Regions from separate parts of the Homo sapiens genome. Here region 2 is linked to region 1. The links are chromatin loops, found by intact Hi-C in ENCODE. Cell type or tissue: PC-3. All regions are shown on one strand. Each heading gives the region's core, and the rest is flanking DNA. Links, peaks and the distances in the headings are about the cores only. Region 1 overlaps IRF2 (interferon regulatory factor 2). Region 2 overlaps LINC02363 (long intergenic non-protein coding RNA 2363).

Region 1 (8,436 bases), core at 1,244-6,243:
TTCTATTAACAACAACAACAAACAACAACAACAACAGTCAACTGTACCCAAGCACTGAGCATGGTTCCCAGGGCACAATAAATTTGCAAAACATAGTAGTTCTTGTGACTGCACTCTGGCAAGGACCAAACAGGGACTGGCACGTGTAAGAGTCCAAAACGCATTTGCTGAATAAAGCACCGAAGACAAGCTTATCCTGTTTGACAGATTATAATCTTCCTGTGGCCAAGGTCTATTCTCACATTCCACTTACGCTCCTAGCATAAATGCACACTAGGACCTATGCTAAGTGAAATAAGCCAGTCACAAAACAACAAGCACTATGATTCCACTCATAGGAGGTACCTAGAATAGCCAAATTCACTGAGATAGAAAATAGGCAGGAGGTTGCCAGGGGCTGGGGTGGAGGAGGGAAAAGAGGACTTAGTGTTTAATGCAGACAGAGTTTCAGTTTCGCAAGATGAAAAACGTTCTGGAGGTGGATGCTGGTGATGGCTGCGACAACATTAATGCACTGAATGCTACTAAACTGTGTACCTAAAAATGGCTAAAATGGTAAATTTTATGTTAATGTATTTTACCACAATTTTTAAAAGTGAAAAAAAAAAGAAAGTTGGCATTCAGGGAAAATGAGATTAGACTTAGTGGCTGATAATTCACAAACAACAGTCCTTTGAGTCAACTCTAATTCCAACGCTGGTCGGAGCCAGTGTTGGGGGTGGCACCTACTGGAGGACATCCCATTTGGCAGCGTGTAAAGAGCACAGGGAAGAATCCCTGAACTATTTGCTAGAGCTGAACTGCAGTTTCCCAGGATGGGGACTCTGCTTTTTATTTTTAATATCTGCAAGCAGTAACACTGACTCAGAATTTATATTTCCTAATTACAATTGATTTCCACAAAATTCAATGGAGATCATCAGGAAGAGAGGAGAAGATGAAGTAATGTTGGCGAACGAGAGGAGCCATCCTTTTACTCTGGAAGAATGGAAGAACCAACTGGATCTGTTCCTCCCCCTGTGACTCTGCCTGGGCCAACTCCTGTCATTATGTAGCCAAGTCCCTGGAGAATTGGAAATGGCTCAGTCATCTGGCCTAATTAGAACCTGTACTAGATATAAAAAGAAAGAGAAAATATGTGGAAAGGACAAGTACGCTTGGTGGATGGAATGGATCTAGCAATGAGCTTGGGGTCTGAAGGCTGAGGTCAAGTCCTGGCCCAAACACTTGCTGACTGTACGACCCTGCGCAAGCCCCTTCCCTTTCAGAAATGAAGGAACAGGAAGAGATCATCTCTAAGGTCCTATCCAGCCTGCTCAAACTGAGAATCCATTAAAACACTCTGCCAAATTTCTAATAACTTGGGCTAATAAATTAGACTCTGATGAACTACTGCCCTAAAGAAATCTTATCTGTAACCATATATAAAAATGTTATGGGAGGCCAGGCACTGTGGGTCACACCTGTAATTCCAGCACTTTGGGAGGCCAAGGTGGGCGGATCACCTGACGTCAGGAGCTCGAGACCAGCCTGGCCAACATGGTGAATCCCCGTCTCTACTAAAAATACAAAAATTAGCTGGCATGGTGGTGTGCGCCTGTAATCCCAGCTACTCAGGAGGCTGAGGCAGAAGAATCTCTTGAACCTGGGAGGCGGAGGTTACAGTGAGCCGAGATCATCCCACTGCACTCCAGCCTGGGAGACAGAGCGAGACTCTGTCTCAAAAAAAAAAAAAATAAATAAATAAATAAAAAATGTCATGGCCAACTGAGTAAAGAAATGCTGTGATCCTGTCCTCTACCTGAGAACAAAAGTGTCCAAGAAGATGTTGATCAAGATAATTAAAGTATGAAAAACTCCAGGGAGAATAACTCCTAGGACAGAGGAGGGATGCTCCGTGGGGTGGTGAGATGGGTGACCCTAGACCAAAGGACTGCGCGGCCGGTTCCCACGCCTCCCGGAGCCTCCCGCTGACGCTTACCTGCATAGGAAGACACGGGGGAGATCTGCAGAGGGTAGAGCTCGCTCATGCTGACCGGCTGCTCGTCGCTCTCAGTGGTCACCTCTACAACTTGGCAAATGTCTGGCGGATTGGTGACAATCTCTTGATTCTCAATGTTGCTGTCCAGATGGGACTGTCCTACAACTTCAAAGAAAAGACAGCCATCATGCAAAGTCTGCTGACCTCACAATTCTAGCACACTTTCTCAAGAAAGAGTCTTCCCCAAAAGAGCCAGGTCGCCAGGCTCCCATCACCATCTGTCCCCTGCCATGGGGCTGAAGAACACGCCTGAGCTCTGTAGCTCTGGTGTGATGTCTCCCAGGGAGCAGCCGGCCAGCACTTGGCTCCCCAGGTCTATCTCCAGCATGCCTGCCAATGGCACGCACGGTGGCCATGTCCTTTCCAGCTCAGCAGAATTCCACAGTCAACCCCGTCACAGCCGAGGCCACAGGACCAGAGGCGGCATCCAGCCCCAGCCCCAGGGCCAGACATGACAGTACTTTGAACCTGACCGATTTCTGCTCCCTGCTCTTGCTCCAAAAGAAGGCGCTGTGCTTATTTTCTGGGTTCTACAATCCAGGGAGACATTATCAAACCTTACTAAAGAGGAAGGGCCATGAAAATCTACCCAATTGTGTCACATCTAGCTGTGTGAATGTTTGTGTTCAGGTTTTGTATGAACATAAGTTTCCATTTCTCTGGGATAAATGCCCAAGGTCCCCATCTAGCTGGGTGGCGCTCTGCTTACGCTCCCAGCTCTCTTCCTGCTCTACAGGCAACATGTCCAACTGGCTGAAATATCAGCACAATGGAATAGAGTCAGATCTCCAATTCTGGCAAACATTAGTAGCATCAGCTCCCCGGAACACTGATAAGATGGATTCTGACCACCCTGGCTCTGAAAACTGCCTCAAATATTTTTCTTATATTGTTTATTTTGAGATCATTGTAAACTCACATACAGTTGTAAGAAATAATACAGAGAGATCCTGTGTGCCTTTTACTCAACTTCTTCCAATGGTTATAGGCTACAAAGCTAGAATACAATATCGCAACCAGAGTATTGACATAAATAACAATCCACCCATCTTGTTCCGATTTCCTCAGTTTTACTTGCACTCTTTTGTGTGAGTGTGTACCTGCACCAGGACTAAGTGCAATTTTATCACACATAAAGGTTCATGTACCTACCACCACTGTCAAAACACCAAACAGTTCCATCACGACCAATCTCTCTCACGTTACTCTTTGTAACCATAGCCACCTTCCTTCAGTACCTCCCCATCCATCTCTTTGTCCATGACCCCTGGGCAACTATTAATCTGTTCCCCATTTCATTAATTTGTTCATTTCAAGGATGTTATATTAATGGACTCATACAGTAGACTTTTGGGGCTGGCTTTTTTTTTACTCAGCATAATTCACCGCAGAGTCACCCAAGTTGTTGTGTGTATCAGTCATCGGTTCCTTTTCAATTGCCGAGTAGTATTCCACGGTATAGGTGTACCAGTGTGTTTATTCTCCCCTCTGAAGGATGTCTGAGTTGCTACAAGCCTTTGACTATTACAAATAATGCTGCTATGGATGTTTGTGTTCAGGTTTTGTATGAATATAAGTTTCCATTTCTCTGGGATAAATGCCCAAGAATGCAATTGCTGAGTCATATGGTAATTTCATGTTTAATTTTACAAGAAAATTGCCAAACTGCTTCCCGGAGTGACCGTGCCATTTTACATTCCCACCAGCAGTGTCTGAGTGATCAAATTTCTCCACAGCCTCGGCAGCATTTCGTGTCATCACTGTTTATTTATTTTGGCCATTCTCATAGGTAAGTCATGATGTTTCATGGCCATTTTAATTTGAAGGTCCCTAAGGTCCTGCCCTCATTTTGAATGAAACTGACCTCATACCACTGTTAGTTGGATGAAATGTCCCTGAAAATTAGCTTCAATAAATAAAGGTGAAGAAATAATTCCCAAGGTCCTCAAAGCACTTTGCCACCATCATCAACGTTTTACTCATACCTGTATCTGTTATTTTAACATTTTAACCCATAAGGATGACAGAGAAAGCATCGTTATCCTGTTATAGATGAAGAAACTCAGGCACAGAGAGGGAGAGTGACTTGTCCAGACTCGCACAGCTTGGAGTATATGTGGTGCTCTATGTTGCAGTCATTTTCTCACCAATCGGCAAAGTATTCAGGTTAGAACGCATTCCAGTCTCCTTGAGACGCCAGGCGTCATGGAGAGGCTCGTTTTAATCACTCCAAGTATTTTATTTTCTGAAGTATTTTTGTTTATAAACAGGTTCCTGTTTTAATTGCTGTCTGTGGAGTGACAAGCACATTATCTGATTTCTACGCAGGGAAGGTTTTAGAGGGCAGTGGCAATTCATAGGTTCTTTAATAAAGAAAGGAAAGGCACAAAAGAGGCTCAGAAAGGGGATTTGGGGCTGTGATACAAGAGTCCAAAAGCCACAGCATACAGAATGGAAGGGAAACCGGATCCTGTTTAGGTTTTCCTGGTGGGGATAAAATTAAAGAAAAGGCAGGCAGGCTATATATGGCAGGCAGACTCCCAAGCCCATTTATTTCATCCTTTGGATTATCCTACGTGAGGGTGAGGACATCAATTATGCAGGTCACTAGACACAGACTGACGCTGACCTACACCAACCTCTCTCTAGTTTCCTCTGCCTCTTCCAGCCAAGTAAAATAAAATGGCAGGAAAACAAGATAATGGCCTGCCCTATCCTAAGTCCTAAGAAGCAGCTGGTGGGTGGAGGTAGAAACCAAATGGGGTGTGAGAGTTTGAGGAGGGAGGGCGCAGCGATACCTTGCATACTAAGGCAGTGAAGGTCTTAGATAAATGTGACTTAAGTCAAAGCCATTTTAACTTCCAATATTTCAAAACTCATCTCTCCTTTGCACGTTGCTCCTAACAGAAAGAGGGCAAGCCAGCTGGGACTACAAACAATGGCAGCAGCTCAAGTATCCCCCTAGTCAGATCCCTTTGTTCCAACCAGGAATTCTTTCTCTCACTGCTTCTCCCCATGACGTCCTAGTCGGTTATTCAACTAACAGAGATTTATGGAACACCTGCTTGCACCTCCCAGCCTCCCAGGGCTAGAAGGAGCAGCGGAAGATCGATGCAGTCAAGGATCCGGTTTGTAAGAAGTTCATATACATGGCTATAGGCCAGCGACTAACCATCTAGAGAGTCAGTTTAAGGCCGTGAGCACTGAAAAGAAAGAAAAGAAAAAGAAGGGGGCCATACAATGGAAGCTAGAGAAGTGGGGTGTTTTTTCCAGTTTGAGGAATCAAAGGCTTCAATGAGGTAGTGGCACAGGAGTGGGGGTTGAGCAACAGGCAGCATTCACCATGCCCCTGACTTCTGGAGCCCCTTCCTGACCCGCCAGCACAGACTGGCCTCTCTCCCCTGGGTGCCTCTCACTCACTGTCCCCGTCACTCGGCCGAAACTACGATGGGCCGCGACCTTGTGACACTTCTGACCTCAAGTTGCTGGTTAACGCTATATACCCGTATGGAGCTTTGAGTTGGTCAATGGCATCTCTCCTCAACCAAAGTATGAACTTTTTGTGTCCAGTCATGACACATGCTCACAACTCCCACCGGAGAGGCGCTCAGGGACTCTCCCCTGAATAAATGGACATGTGATGGGGCCGAGGCTCACTGACTGGAGCCAGAGTGGAGTCCTGCAGGGGATTGTGACAATCTGCAAATACGGGACGTGACAATTAATGTTTTCTAGAAAAATGTCAAGACTTCTGACAAGTGGACTCTTGAAACCTTTGGGAAGTGATAAAGACAGCCGGCTGTGGGTGCGAGGGCTGGGGCCAGGGAGGAAACGTGTTGGGGTGATGAAAATGTTCTGTCTTGACTATGGTGGTAGTTACATCACTGAGTGCGTCTGTCAACATTTATAGGACCGTGTGCCTTAAAAGGGGTGAATTTTACCGTATTTCACTTAATATACATGACTTGGGGAAAAAAGTAGATAAGCACGTCCATGCAGATTTTAGGTGTATCCTGAATGCGGCTGACCAGGAGAGAAAAGTCAGTCTGTTTTCTGGGCTATGATCTGGATACCAAGTTAATATAATTACGTTATCTCTCAGGCCAAATTCCCCCATAGGAGTGTGTTGCTTTATGCCCTGGTAAGGGACAATGGCTTCTCTCCATCCAGACATCGTGGGTACTTTAGAAACTTTCCAGCTCTCGAGTGAAAGCCCATGAGAGAAGCAGGGAAATCCCAATATCGAAATGCTCTCAGATGAGCATCAACACTCTCACTAACCAGTCTCTATCTGTTTCTCTCTCTCTCTCTCGACATGTGAACTGATTTCCCTGGACCACCAAGCGGCAAAACAGACAGCAACACTGACTCCTGACAGGTGAAAAGACAGGAATAACAAACTTACCTGCTACAGTAAACAGTCAGAAGTGGCACTCCTCTGGGTACCAAAGAGTGTCCTGACTGAATAATGACAAAACCTGTCTTTCTGAGCACTGATCTTTGCCTCTCCCTACCACCTCCCAAGACCTCACAACCCATGAGGAAGGCACAATAGTGATCCCCATTCTAGACATGCTGAAACAACCATACAAGACAGAACTACATGACTAATTCAAGGTCAGACAGACAATCAGCAGCAGAACCGGGATTCAATGTTAGCCTTACCCAACTCCAAATTTCAACTCTTTATAATATGCTCTCCCTAACAGAGAGAGTTAATGAAGTCCAAACTGAGTTACTGAGGGCTTTCTTAGCCCCTCTCAGGATAAAAACTTTTGAATCTCACCTTAGTGAGTCTCCAGGCTCAGAACTAATAGTGACATTTCTTTTCAACAGTTATCTATTGTGTGCCAGGGAAATTCTCAAACAGAAGAACTAGAAATCCACTAAGTTTCTCCAGTTTATTAAAGTCAGCACATCTGAAAAGAGTCACCCACAGGAATGCAATTTTATCTGAATCTAGTTGCTGAGAATTATAACAATATTATTTATGGCTGGTTACTGATGAACCGGTTTGCTTCTTTAAAAGGTCATTCTCACTTTATTAGCAATTGTTGACTTAATGTAGGTCTCCACCTGAGAAAGCAACTTGCTCCCATGCCTCAGAGAAAGTGCTTAAAAGCAGATTATTAGAAACAGAGGGGTCCTTGGAGGTGGTTTGGTCCTACCATTTTACAGTTGAAAAAAGCTGAAACCCAGAGCTCAGGTAAATTGCTAAGGTCACCCAGGTAGCTGCAGAGTCAAGAATGAAACTTACTAGCAGGCATAAAAAATCAGGCCATCAGCAGAGCATCATGCAGGGAAATTTCCCCTGACCCCTCTGAAAGTTTCAGGAGTTAAACTTCACACCAGCCTTGATGACATGGCACAGATGGAGGCTACTTTTCTTAATCAAATATATTTTAATATGATTTTGGTAATATGATAATCATATCATTTTACCCCCTTCTAGCCCCAGAGTGATTTATCTGTACATTTCACTTCATCCTCACAATAACTCTGCGAGATGGGCAGGATCAGTACGATTATTTCCATTTTCTATATAATTTTAAATATTTCCATTTTATAAATAATTATATATTGTTTCCAATCTATATAGAAATTGAATTTCAAAAGATTAAGGAGTTTGCCCAAAATCACATGGTAAATAAAAAACTTCAGAAGCAGGTCTAGAACCCACGCCTTTTGACTTCTAATCTCGTGCTCTTTCGGTATAAAATACAGCCATGATTTGGTTTAGGCACTCGAGAGCCATGGTGGGAGAGAAGATCACCGCGGGGCCGGTGACTCCGAGACAGGGATCTGTAGGTGCCTGGGCCAGGCTGTCCCTGACTACAGGCTGCATACACCTCACCAGGGTGACAGAGTGCAGGAGGAGGCAAGAGTGGGACAGGGCAGCGTGCACCTTGCACCCCGTGAGAAAACAGCATCTCAGGCTACTACACGAAGGGAAGCACAGGATGTATCCCAGTAAAAACTCAGTAGAGGCCAGGCGCGGTGGCTCACACCTGTAATCCCAGCACTTTGGGAGACCGAGGTAGGTGGATCATTTGAGGTCAGCAGTTCAAGACCAGCCTGACCAACATGGTGAAACTCCATCTCTACTAAATACAAAAAAAATTACCCAGGCATGGTGGCGCATCCCTGTAATCCCAGCTACTTGGGAGGCTGAGGCAGGAGAATCGCTTGAACCCAGGAGGCGGAGGTTGCAGTGAGCCGAGATTGTGCCACTGCACTCCAGCCTGGGCAACAGAGTGAAACTCGGTCTCAAAAACAAAACAAAACAAAACAAAACTCAGTAGAGGTAACCAGTGTCTCAAGGGTCAATGATCTGGGAGCGGAAGTGTGGATGAGACGTGTTGGGCTGGAGCTATACCTCCTGCTGGAACTGCCAC
Region 2 (8,436 bases), core at 1,546-6,545, 61 kb before region 1:
AGAAAGACCCTCCCCTTGACCAAATTTTAGATGAGCTCCTCTGAGGCCTCTTTTCAACAAGCTTTGTCCTTGCATCCTGTCTTCAGCCTGCCTAGTCCAATTGTAACAAGAGTCCTGCTAAGTCAGTTTAGGGAAAATCCTCCCACCTTTGATTTCTCCTCTTAGTAATTTTCCATCCACTGACTCTTCTCCTCCCATTCTGCTCACTGGCTAAAAACCTCCAGTGGTTTTTGCTGTATTCAGAGTTGAGCTCAACCATTTCCTGTCTCCTATTGCACAGTCTTGATACCTATTGCAATAATCTTGAATAAATCTTTCTTACTGCCTTAATAAGTGTAAGAAAATCTTTTTCTTTAATACCATTCTACCCTGATATGGTTTGGCTCTGTGTCCCCACCGAAATCTCATCTTGTAGCTCCCATAATTCCCACATGTTGTTGGAGGGACCCAGTGGGAGATGGTTGAATCATGGGGGCACGTCTTTCCCGTGCTGTTTCTTGTGCTGTTCTCGTGGGTCTCAGGAGATCTGATGGTTTTAAAATGTGAGTTTCTCTGCACAAACTCTTTGCCTACTGCCATCCACGTAAGATGTGACCTGCTCCTTCTTGCCTTCCGCCATGATTGTGAGGCCTCCCCAGCCATAAGGAACTATAAGTCTATTAAACCTCTTTCTTTTGTAAATTGCTCAGCCTCAGCTATGTCTTTATCAGGAGCATAAAAACTAATACATATGCTCATTCAAGATGGATTGGATTTACCCTCCTCCCTGAAAAAAAAAAAAAAGCAAAATATATTAAATAGCAATTTTAAGGTACTGGACACCAGGCAATTAAGGATAATGATACTTTGATACTTAAGAGATGAGACATAAATAATGTCATCCATACAGTGGCCAAAATTTACTACTGTGAAAGAGTTTTGAGGCTAAGATATAGGGAGAGGGAACCCTGGTGGAGCCCCAAGGCCTCCCTGAGTTGGGGAGACAGAGTTGAAGGTTGGAAAAACCACAGCAGTGAGAACTCACAAGCAGGTTCCCAGAGAGGAGAGATTTGTGCACACAGAGTTCTAGGGTTTTGCAGAGGGACCTCCTTAAGTATTCTTCTGAGTATTGATTTGTGCATGCATGACAGAAAATTACCCAAGGCCAAAAGAACCACCTGAGTGGATTAGAAGAAACAATGTCTGATACTCGGACACAGCTAGAAATAGTACCTATTCTTACCAGCCACATTTAAGACCATGATTCATGAAGCAATAAATAGAGTACACAGAAGGGTCTTAACTTAGTAGTGGGGAATAATTATGCCTAAACTGAGCACTGCTGTAGTACCACCTAAAAAATCTTAAAAGCAAGACTTTAAGTATTCAAGTGTTGCCAAGTATCTTAACTGTATTGCAGAACAAAGCTGAAGAACACTTATAAGATTGCAAAGAACCCAAGACCCAACAAGATAAAATTATAGTGGCTGGCATCAAATAAAAAATTACTCATCATGAAAAGAAGGAGGTAAACACTAGCCATAATGAAGAGAATAATCAATAAACTGAAATCAAACCAGAACTGACACAGACAGTAGAATAAACAGAAAAGGACATTAAAACAGTTACTATAGCTGTATTCTATATGTTTAAAAGGTCAAATAGAGACATGGAAGATTTAGAAAAGACTCAAATCATCTACAGATGGAAAGTTCAATATTGAGATGAAAAAAACACTATAGGATTAGTAGCAGATTAGCTATTGAAGAAGGGGAAAAAAGTGAAATTGAAATCATAGCAAAAGACGCTACCTAAAAGGAAACTCAGAGGGAAAAAATTCTTTTAATGAACAGAGCGTCAGTGAGCTATGTAGACTAGCCAATGGAATTCACATGAAAAAGCTACTAGAACTATTAGCAAAGTTATAGGCAAAATCAATTGCATTTCTATATATTAGCAATAACCCATTGGCAATTGAAACGGAAAGAAATAATACCTTTTACAATTAGGTCAAAAATATTAAATACTTAAGAATTAATCTGACAAAACTCTGAAAGATCTATATACTGAAAACCATACAACATCGTTGAGAAAAATTAAAGAAGACCTAAACAAATAAAGAAATATACTTTGTTCATGGGAGGAAGACTCAATATTGTTAAGATGTCAGTTCTCCCCAAAATGGTCTATAAATCCAGTGCAATCCCAATCAAAATCTCAGTAGGCTTTTTTTTTTTTTTTTGGAGAAATTGATAAGCTGATTCTAATACTTTTATGGAAATGCAAGGACCTAAAATAGCCAAAACAGTTTTCAAAAAGAAGAACAAAGTTGGAGGCCTAATATGACATTATTTCAAAGCTTATTATAAAGGAACAGTAATCAAACTAGTGCAATTTTGGCATAAAGTTAGAAAAACAGATCAATGAAGCAGAAGAGAGAGTCCAGAAACAGAACTGCACATTTATGTGTTGGTGAATGCCAGGGATTCAGCTTAGGTCTGATTGCTCACCACACAGAAAGCCAATCACTGAGACAACAAGTACTGCCAGGAAGAAAGGCTTTATTGCTGGTGATGCCAGCCAGGATATGGGAGACAAGTCTAAAATCTGTCTCTGTAACCAATAAAGTTAGGAGTTTATGTAGGAGTTGCTCAACAGGCAGTAGGTAGTTGAATCAGGGTTCTGGCACCTTGCTGTTAGGATGCAGCGATCTGGAAATCTTCAGCTTTCTGATACTATCTGGGAGGCCTGACAGCTGGTTTCCTGAGAAATAAACTCAGATAAGACAAATGTAAGTTTCTCAAGCTTTAAAACCTGGAGAGTCCACTTCAATGTTCATTAAAAACAAAAACAAAAACAAAAAACAACAACAAAACTGTAAACAGTTTTTCCCATCAGTTCTATGGGAAAATTGGGTCAGTTTCATTGGCATGACCAACTTTTTACAAAGATGCAAAAGCAAGTCAGTGGAGAAAAGACAGTGATTTCTATCATATCATCACAACAGTGAGGTTGGCACAAGTGGTAATCTATATGCAAAAATTAAAAACCTCAGTCCTTACCTTGCACAATGTATATAAACTAACTCAAAATGGATCATATACCTAAATGCAAAACCTAAAACTAAAACTTCTAAAAGAAAACTCTTGTGACCTTGGGTTAAGTATCTTAAATACTATGCTAAAAGCATGATTTATTAAAATCATAAATTGATACATCTGACTTCATCAAAATTTAAAACACCTGCTCTTCAAAAGACATTGTTAAGAGAGAAAAGTCACAGACTAGAAGAAAATATTTGCAAACCATATCTCTGATAAAGGGCTTGTGTCCAGAACATATAACACACTCTCAAAATTCAATAATAAGAAAACAAACCCAATTTTTAGATAGACAAAATATTCTAACAGACACTCTACCAAAGAAGATATACAAGTTGCAAATAATTACATGAAAATATGCTCGATAATATTTGTTATTATGGTACTGTTACCAGAAAGGGCAGAAAGGGGTCCTGATGCAGACCCCAAGAGAAGGTTCTTGGACCTTGCACAAGAAAGAATTTAGGGCGAGTCCATAAAGTAAGCTGAAACCAAGTTTATTAAGATAGCAAAGGAGTAGGCCAGGCTCAGTGGTTGAAGCCTGTAATCCCAGCACATTGGGAGGCCAAAGCAGGCAGATCACTTAAGGTCAGGAGTTCAAGAACAGCCTGGCCAATATGGCGAAACCTCATTTCTACTAAAACTACAAAAATTAGCCAGGCATGGTGGTGCACACCTGTAGTCCCAGCTACTCGGAAGGCTGAGGCAGGAGAATCGTTTGAACCTGGGAAGCGGAGGTTTCAGTGAGCCAAGATCGCGCCATTGCAGTCCAAACTAGGTGTCACAGTGAGACTCTGTCTCAAAACAAACAAAAAAACAAAACAAAAAACAAAAAACAAAGAAAGTGAAGGAATAAAGGAATGGCTGCTCCATAGACAGAGCAGCAGCATGGGCCGCTCAGCTGCTTATACTTATTGTTACTTCTTGATTTTATGCTAAACAAGGGGTGACTTATTCATGAGTTTTCTAGGAAAGAGGTGGGCAATTCCTGGAACTGAGGGTTCCTCCCCTTTTCAGGCCATATAGGGTAACTTCCTGATGTTGCCATGGCACTGGTAAACTGTTATGGCACTGGTGGGAGTGTCTTTTAGCATGCTAATGCATTATAATTAGCATATAATGAGCAGTAAGGACAACCAGAGGTCACTTTCATCACTATCTTAGTTTTGGTGGGTTTTGGCCAGCTTCTTTACTGCATCCAGTTTTATCAGCAAGGTCTTTGTGACCTGTAACTTGTGCCAACTTCCTATCTCATCTTGTGACTAAGAATGCCTAACCTCCTGGGAATGCAGCCCAGAAGGTCTCAGCTTTATTTTATCTAGCCTCTGCTCAAGATGGAGTCACTCTGGTTCCAATGCCTCTGACAGTAATGTGAGTTAAAACCACAATGGGATACCATTACATGTTTTTGTGTGTTTTTTTTTTTCATTTTTGTTTTGTTTTTTTAGATAGAGTCTCGCTCTGTCACCTAGGCTGGAGTGCAGTGTCGCAATCTCAGCTCACTGCAAGCTCTGCCTCCTGGGTTCAGGCCATTCTCCTGCCTCAGCCGCCTGAGTACCTGGGACTACAGGCATCCACCACCATGCCCGGCTAATTTTTTGTATTTTTAGTATTATTCACCATGTTAGCCAGGATGGTCTCGATCTCCTGACCTCGTGATCTGCCCGCCTCGGCCTCCCAAAGTGCTGGGATTACAGGTGTGAGCCACTGTGCCCGGCCCCATTACATGCTTTTAGAATGGTCAAAATTAAAAAGACTGAACACATCAAGTTTTGACAAGAATGTGAAGGAATTGACACTCTCATATATGGCTGGCAAAAAGGTAAAATAATACAACCATTTTGTAAAATAGTTTGGTAGTTTCTTCAAAATTTAGGTATATACTTATTTTATGACCCTAGATATTTACCTAAGAGAAATGGAAACTTATATCCACACAAAGACTTGTAGATAAATGTTCACAGAAGCTTTGTTTTATTAACCCAAAACAGAAAACAACCCTAATGTCTTTCAGTGGTTGAATGGATAAACAAACTATGGTATATACATACGATGGAATACCACTTGGCAATATAAAGAAATAAATTATTGATCCACAGGAAAACATGGCTGAATCTCAACATAATTATGCTAAGTGGGAGAAGCTGGAGAAAAAAAAGTTCTTTTTTTTTTTCTTTTTTGGGGACGGAGTCTCGCTCTGTTGTCCATGCTGGAGTGCAGTGGCGTGATCTCAGCCCACTGCAACCTCTGTCTCCCAGGTTCAAGCAATTCTCCTGCCTCAGCCTCGCGAGTAGCTGGGATTACAGATGCCCATTACCATGCCTGGCTAATTTTTGTATGTTTAGTAGAGACAGGGTTTCACCACGTTGGCCAGGGTGGTCTCGAACTCCTGACCTCAGGTGATCTGCCCGCCTTGGCCACCCAAAGTGCTGGGATTACAGGCGTGAGCCACCATACTCGGCCAGAGAAAAAGAGTTCTTAATGTATGTTTTCAGTTATTTAAAATTCTAGGAAATGCAAACGAATTGATAGCGGCAGAAATCAGATCAGGGATTGCCTGGGAAAAGGAGAGATGTGGGCAGGAGAGAGGGAGGAATTACCAAGGGGCACAAGGAAACTTTTGTGTGTGATAGCTATGCTCATTTTCTTAATTGTGGTGATGGTTTCGTAGGTGTATATAATATAACCAAACTTGTCAAATCGTACACTTGAAATACATGCACTTAAATATTGTATTTTTATTGTTATGTCAATTATATTTCAGTAACTCTCAAAATACTCACCACTTTGTGCTCAGCACACTAATTCTCCAGTTTGAAAAGTCCCTTGTATGGTTACCAACCTGCCAACCTGGTTATTGGATGAGAAACCCAGTATTCCAGCTCACAGCTTGATTATTGCCTCTTCTAAGTGCCTGTTACAAAAGGTCAGGCATCTTCAAGATGCTAAAATGAGTGAGGAAACTAGACTGGAAGGGATTAGGGAGGGAGGCAACAAGGACCTATGGAAAGGGAGTGGGCCAGAGGTGGGTTAAAGATGAAGTGCTGCTACTTACCGCTGTGTGATCCGAGCAAGCTTCTTAACCCCTCAAAATCTATCACATAGGGGCATTTGGTCATAAGCATCAGAAACTGATTTGAGCTAATTTGAACCACAAAAGAACTTATAAAAGAAATGAGAGTATTCATGAGACAAAAGTTGAATGAATGCTATATATTGCTGCATAACAGACTTAGTGGCTTAAGACAATGATTTTTTATCTCTCATAATTCTGTGGGTTAGCTGGGCAGCTTCCCTCTCTAGTTTTGCCTGGCCTGCTCATGCATTGCATTCAGGGAAAGCAGCTGGGCTAGAAGGTCAAAGACGGTCACACTCACATCTCTGGAAGGTGGTACTGCGCTGCTGTCTGTGGCGTCTTCTTTCTTCTTCATGTGGCGTCTCATCCTCCAATGCAGGTGAGATCTGCTGCTTTCAGGGCCTTTAAAGGACAATGTTCCAAGTGGGTGAAGGCAGAATTTGCCAGACCCCTTGAGTCTGGCCTCTGGAACTCACATACCTCTTCTGGCTCATTTTGTAAGCCAGAGTAATTCACAAGACCATCTTAAATTCTGGGGAGTGAAGAAATAGACTGTGACACCGGGTAGGAAGGATGGCTTAGTCACATGGCAAAAGGTATGCATGCTAAAAAGAGAGGGGTGCGTAGCCACTGTTAAATAAAACTTGGGAGAGACCATTGTTTTGGACTGAATTCCTGCACTGGGCCCCAACAGGCCAACCCAAATGGAGTCACTCATGTTAAGTGCCACGTAATCAAACTAAAACTTTAAAAAGCAGTAAAATCCCAAAACAGGCCAGGTTGCCAAAAAGAAAAAAAAAAAAAGGAGTCCAGTCAACCTGAGTGGCATGATAAAGCAAGTTCCCTCTGTTTTAATCCACACAATGAAAGCAACCTGAAGTAACCAAGATAACCAGAAGTAACCAAGTAAGCGGATATTAACCAATATGCTTTTTGTACTATGCTGTTTCCTTGTTCCTGCTCAAACTACCTTACAGAATCTTACTGTTCTGCCATTCCCAGTGGAGCTCTTGTCTATTTTATCAACTAGGTGCTGCCCAGTTTATGAATTGCTAATAAAAGCCAAGTAAGCTGGGTGCAGTGACTCATGCCTGAAATCCCAACACTTTGGGAGGCTGAGACAGGTGGATCGATTCTGCCTAGGAGTTCAAGACCAGCCTGGGCAATATGGCGAAACCCCATCTCTACAAAAAAATACAAAAATTAGCTGGGCATGGTGGTGGCACATGCCTGTAGTCCCAGCTACTCAGGAGGCTGAGGTAGGAGGATCACTTGGGCCTGGGGAGTCAAGGCTGCAGTGAGCTGAGATCTTGCCACTGCACTCCAGCCTGGGTGACACAGCAAGACCCTGTCTATAGATAGATAGATAGATAGATAGATAGATAGATAGATAGATAGATAATTATTATAACTGATAATTAAATGAAATAATGTATTTGAAATGCCCAATATATAAAAGACACTTATTGAACGGGTACCTACTATTAATGTCATTATGGTTATGAACAGAGATCTCTCAAAAGAAAGTCTCTTGCTCAAGAATACTTGTCATGGTGACCTCTTTGGTGGAGGCTGCAGGGTATGTGACAAGGAACTGAGTTTTGTTGTCAAACTTTTGGGAGAAAGACTCGCTTACTCTTTCCTTTTGTAAGCCCACAAATGCAGCTGGGGTAAGGAATTAAAATGAGATTGTATTTGATTTGCCTTAAAATTCGCGTTTACCTTATAAACGTGTATACTGGACAGTGTCCAGTCAGCAGAACGGAAACTACCCTAGGAATTTCAAGTAGAAGAAAGTTAACCTAGGAAATGGGCTGCAAATGTGTTGAAGAGCTGGAGGAGAATAAAAGGGGAGAGCTGAGATCATTCAGAGACCAGTAACTGCAGGAAGCTACTACTACCGTCCTAAGGCTGGCTGAACAAAAGGAAATATGGTGTGATCCACAAAGAGTCGGTGATTGCTCGGTGGCTGAAGCTGCTGTGATACTTGCTGCTCCACGGCCGTTATTGGAAATCTTTCAGGAAGCCGAGAAATTAAACTCCCACCAAGGGCTGCCTGTCACGGACACTGATGCTGCCAGATCCAGAGCCCAGGAACGCCCTGCTGCAGAGGCTGCGAGAGCACTCCCTGCCCCCACTGCTGTTGAAACTCCACCTGAGCAGAAACTCAGTCACCTACTGCCGCTGCTACTGCTATTGCCGCAGCTGCTGCCACTGCTGCTACTGCTGCCACTGCCAGAGACTTCAACAGAAGGAGAAATAAAATCAGCTTCTTTCTCC

What was found. A loop is a pair of places that touch in the nucleus more often than their neighbours do. Peaks named below come from ENCODE experiments on the same cell type or tissue, not always from the same donor. Only the 100,000 strongest peaks of a DNase experiment are listed, where the experiment ranks them.
Region 2: a loop joins it to region 1, with 2.9 times the contacts of the local background. A loop is called at or near these places in 10 of 110 quality-filtered maps.

Annotation. Positions count from the first base shown.
Region 1 is chr4:184,396,934-184,405,369 of GRCh38, forward strand. It overlaps IRF2 (interferon regulatory factor 2), which reads right to left. Exons shown (of 9, transcript NM_002199.4): 7 at 1,982-2,146. Among named protein-coding and RNA genes, the nearest start is that of LINC02362, 19 kb to the left of the region's middle. In PC-3, for the core only: no CTCF peak of the experiment used is centred there; a DNase peak (open chromatin) is centred at 3,708; H3K27ac peaks cover 1,658 bases.
Region 2 is chr4:184,335,496-184,343,931 of GRCh38, forward strand. LINC02363 (long intergenic non-protein coding RNA 2363) reads right to left here. Exons shown (of 3, transcript NR_040108.1): 3 at 5,536-6,558. Among named protein-coding and RNA genes, the nearest start is that of LINC02363, 14 kb to the right of the region's middle. In PC-3, for the core only: no CTCF peak of the experiment used is centred there; a DNase peak (open chromatin) is centred at 4,376.